2 separate regions of the Homo sapiens genome follow, and region 2 is linked to region 1. Evidence: read pairs that join two places in POLR2A ChIA-PET (ENCODE). Cell type or tissue: PC-9. All regions are shown on one strand.

The links. ChIA-PET counts read pairs that join two places held together with the same protein. Peaks named below come from ENCODE experiments on the same cell type or tissue, not always from the same donor. Only the 100,000 strongest peaks of a DNase experiment are listed, where the experiment ranks them.
Region 2: POLR2A ChIA-PET joins it to region 1 with 7 read pairs; 2 of 35 experiments call an interaction of 5 or more read pairs at or near these places.

Annotation. Positions count from the first base shown.
Region 1 is chr4:168,673,759-168,676,258 of GRCh38, reverse strand. All of the region lies in intron 3 of PALLD (palladin, cytoskeletal associated protein), which reads right to left. All of the region lies in intron 1 of LOC124900808 (a long non-coding RNA gene), which reads left to right. Among named protein-coding and RNA genes, the nearest start is that of PALLD-AS1, 26 kb to the right of the region's middle. In PC-9, no CTCF peak of the experiment used is centred here; no DNase peak of the experiment used is centred here.
Region 2 is chr4:168,500,094-168,502,593 of GRCh38, reverse strand. The region is part of intron 1 of PALLD (palladin, cytoskeletal associated protein); the gene reads right to left. The region is part of intron 1 of LOC107986198 (a long non-coding RNA gene); the gene reads left to right. Among named protein-coding and RNA genes, the nearest start is that of PALLD, 4.3 kb to the right of the region's middle. In PC-9, no CTCF peak of the experiment used is centred here; a DNase peak (open chromatin) is centred at 1,003.

The DNA.
Region 1 (2,500 bases):
GGAATTAGAATGGTTTTAAAGAACGTTTAATGACATGGGTAGATGTCTGTGACAGAATAGGTTAAATTAAAAAAAAAAGTTCAAAAGAGTAGATACAGCAAAATTTAAGTACTCACATGTAGGAAAAAATTGGAAAGATAAAAATATTAAGAGTGACTGTCATAAGGCACTAGGATTAGACATGCTTTTTTATTTTTATTTTTTGAGACAGGGTCTCACTCTGTCACCCAAGCTGGAGTGCGGTGGTGCCATCCCAGCTACTTCTGCCTTGACCTGCTGGGCTCAAGTGACCCTCCCACCTCAGCCTTCCAAGTAGCTGGGACTACAGGTGTGCACCACCATGCCTGGCTATTTTTTTTATTTTTTATAGAGATGGGGGTCTCACTATGTTGCTCCAGCTGGTCTTGAACTTCTGGACTAAGTGATTTTTCTGCCTCAGCCTCCCAAAGTGCTGGGATTATAGGCATGAGCCACCATGCCTGGCCTAGACATGATTTTTATATCTTCTTTTTATCCGTACATTTTAGCTTTTTAAAAATAAAAATATGGTATTTAAAAATAATAATGGCCTACACTGTGTGCTAGGCACCACCCCAGTGGATTAACCCACTCAACCCTTACAACAATCTGATTTTCTCCAGATGAAGAAACCAAAGCATAGAGCCATCATAAAATACCATGAAAGGTTATTTTAAAATAGATAACACGAAGAATGGCCAAAGTTAAACTGGTTTAGCTTTTCTCCAAAAGTTTTCAAAACCCAGTGAATGGAATCTCTGCCTAGAGAGGCACGGCAGTGGTCCCAGCACCAAGGGCTTTACCCTATGTGATTACCAGGAACAATTCCACATTTCACATCACAGCACGCTTCACAATGTCACTTCAAAGGGGCACACATTTTATCTGATTATTCGTAGCACTGAGAACCTGTGTCTAACAGGACCTGCCAATCTGTGTCACGCTGGTTCTCTTCCCTACCTTTTTAACGCTGCCCTGCCCTCCTCTCCTCCTGACCCCAATCCTCTTTATCCACAAGGTCCGGTTTAATCCAGCTTCCTTCATCCCACATTTCAGGGCCACCATCTTGCCCTCTTCGGAGCTCATAAAGCTATTCATTTGACAGTCTGTGTAATTCATTTTACAATCACAGGGGGAGGCAGTGGTGGGAACTTGAGATGTCTGTATTTATTTTACATGTTTACATGGATCTTTCCTATTTACATAGGAAATTCTTGAGAAGCTCTCTCTGCCAGCTAGTTCTTGAGGGTACCCTCTCGCCATCTAGTACAGATTCCATTTCCTTTCCCCATCTTACTCTCCTCCCTCCTGCATGATCTATTTTTCTCTCTTGCACTATCTTCTTCAGCCTATATTCTAGTAAATCCTGCCTGAAAACACACACATTGTAAAAACCATCTTTTTGACCCCATGCTCCATTCCAGATACCAGCTCCTATCTCTTAGTTGGCAGTTAAGCCAAACTTCTCCAACAAGTATGTTATTTGCTGCTTCTCTTTCCATATTTCACAAACTTTTCTCAACCAGTACCATTTGATCTTTAACCCTGTTCAGATTCCTCAAGCTCCTCTTGCTAAAATCGCTGACAACATCCACTGTTGCTGACCCCAGTGGTTTTCTCCTGGCCCGCATCTGATTGGAGCTCTCAGCAGCAGCAGACACATCTTGCAGCCCTGTCTTCTGGAAACTCTTTCTCTTGCCTTCCCTTACAGCATTCTGCCTGGTTTCTCTCACACCCTGGGGGCTTTTCTTTCTTATCTTGTTTGCTGGCAACTCCTCTTTCAACAGGCAGGAGTATCCCAGGCTCAGATTCAGATCCCTTCCTCGTCCCCATTCCCTCTTCCTCCCTAGCTGATCTGTCTGGAGGTGTATCCAGTCCCACAGCTTTAGTTACCATCTATATCCTGATGCTCCCCAAATACAGCATTCTCACCCTGTGCTCTAGACATCTATGTTTATATTTGCAACTACCGGCCTGACACATCCACATGGCTAGCTAAATAGAGATTTCAAACACAGCATGTTCAGGCTGGACGCAGTGGCTCATGCCTGTAATTCTAGCACTTTGGGAGGCCAAGGTGGGCGGATCACTTGAGGTCAGGAGTTTGAGACCAGCCTGGCCACCATGGCAAAACCCCATCTTTACTAAAAATACAAAAATTAGCCGGGCATGGTGGCTCGTGACTGTAGTCCCAGCTATTTGGGAGGCTGAGGCAAAAGAATCACTTGAACCCAGGAGGTGGAGGTTGCAGTGAGCCGAGATCGCGGCATTACACTCCAGCCTGAGTGACAGAGCGAGACTCCATCTCCAAATACACACACAGACACACACACACACACACACACACACACAGCACGTTCAAAAGACAGCACTTAATTCCTTCTGTCTCCAATCCTATTCCTTTTCCGTCTTCCTCATTTCAGAGATTGGCACCGTTGTCCTCACAAACGGTATAGCTGAATCCACAGAGTCATCCCTGATT
Region 2 (2,500 bases), 170 kb after region 1:
GGTTTTTCTTCTGTTTTATCAACTGTTGCTTGTGTCCCGGGCTCTGTTTTCTGGTAAAAACTTGATAGAGTAATCAGTGCTAAATGTTAGTGTATACATATAACACATAACTGTTTGTGTCTACATATAAAATACACTTTACCTGCTCATTTCGCTAAAGCAAAATCAGTCATAGGTCAGACATTGTGTTAAAAAAAAGTATCTATAAAGACGTGGATGTCAGTCTTTCTCATTACCCTCAAAGAAAGTTTCTCATGAAAAAATTTGGAACTAGAAAAGCATTTATTCTATTTTCTGGCAATTCTGTTAGACAAAGAATTCTGTAAACTTTGATGACTCTTTCACACGGATACTAGCAAGCTCAGGGTTAAATTTCCAGTCATAGAAATTCAGATGTTTTTAGCTAAAAAAAAAATTTATTTTGCTTACTTTTCTCATTGTTTTATTCAGTCAGCATTTATTTATTGAGTGCCTACTATGTGCTAGGCACCTCTTTCATAGGCCAGGGACATAGCTGGAAAGAAGATAGATTCTCTGTCCTAGGGAGTTAAGATTCTAAGAAGAGAAAGGACAAAGGTAGTAAATTGAGAAAACATTTCAAGTTCAAAGCTTTTTATACTTGGTTTGATCTGCATTTTCTTAATTGATTTTGGGCAATTGTACTATGCTTTTATTGCATACAGCCTCAAACTAGCTTTGAAAGTTGTTAGGGTGCAGACATATAAGATAAAATGAAGTGCACATTCGCATGTTAATGTTCACATCTACAGACCACTGTTGTTTTGGGGGGCACACCCTTGGCGGGGAGGGTGGTGAAAGTCACAAGAGGAGAACATGCTCAGGTCAATGGTCCTTTAGGTTCCTTCAGAGTGTACCATGGGGGCAGCTGCCATGTCACCTCATGGCGCTCTGAAGGGAAATTCTCCCAGGTGAATTTCAACATGTGCCTAATGCCAAACTCTTCATCTTAAGCAAACATTTGGTGAAGCAAAGGTTTGGGAGGGTTGGCAAATATTGTGAGTCATTACAGAATCCTATCAACCTTGAATTGTCAACAGGCAGCTTATATCCTTATAAGCATCTTGGCTTATCCTAAGCAAATATTGCTTTCAAAGGTAAATGTCCACGGTGACCTATTTTGTTAACTCCCTGGGCATATCTCATTCTTCTTCTTCTCTTTTCCTTTCTTTTCAATTTTGCCCCTGCTGTAGTAGTGCGATGGTGTGATCATAGCTCACTGCAACCTTGATCTAGTGGGCTCAAAGGATCCTTTTACTTTAGCTTCCCAAGTAGCTGGGACTACAGGTGCATGTCACCAAGTCCTGCTAATTCTTTTTTATTTTCTGTAGAGATAGGGTCTCCTTTCATTGCCCAGTATTGTCTTGAACTCTTGGCCTCTGCAATCCTCCTGCCTCAGGCTCCTGAGTTGCTGGGATTACAGGCACAAGCCACCAGGCCTGGCTATTTCATTCTTTCTTAAGGAATTTTATGTCACTTAATTTATAGATTAATTTTAATTGTAATTTTATGGTTCGCAACTTCTCCCTAAGTTAGTGTCATCTGAATTCTGTTAGATTCATGGTATACTATAAAATATAGAACATATAAATAAGTTTTCATTGGTATGTATATTACACATTTGACATAAGTAATTTTGTGAATCTTATCTTGGCATGACTATCCTAATATTTGGCAAAACATTTATTTTTTAGATCCTGAATATGTACTATAGGCATAAATGTATATGGTTCACATTCATATATGAATATACAAATGATAGAAAAAATAGACAAATTTAAAAATTATGACTACCATTTGCCTTTAAAGTTGCTGACTTTTGGGGATAGATTACCTGAAAGCCAGCTCTATGATATTTGGGAGAATCCTCTATGTTGTCAGTTAAGAAATATTTATAGGGGGCTGGGCATGGTGGCTCACATCTGTACTCCCAGCACTGTTGGAGGCTGAGGCAGGAAGATCGCTTGAGCCCAGGAGTTCAATACCAGCCTGGGCAACATAGTTAGATTTCATCTCTACAAAAATACAAAAAAAAACCCAAAAACTTAGCTGAGTGTGATGGTGTGTGCCTGTAGCCCCAGCTACTCCAGAGGCTGAGGTGGGAGGATTGTCTGAGTCCAAGAGTTCTAGGCTGCAGTGAGCGATGATCAGGTCACTGCATTCCAGCTTGGGCAAAAGAGTGAGACCCTGACTCAAAAAACAAACAAACAAGACTTATGGGACCACCCCCTGGCATGATCCCCATGAATCAAGGCACTATTGACTGTTGAAATTACAACAGATTTCTTTGACGTGGAGGAACTTGGGGAAGACAAGGAATATACATGAGAAAGAGCAGAGTCTAGTAAGTAGAAAGAATTCAGTGACAATGCAAGTTGTTCCTACATAACAGCTTGGAAGTTACCTGCTTTCAAAAGTGAACAGTTTGATCCTCAGAACAATCCATGTAGTAGATGTTATTTTTCTATTTTATTGTTTGTAT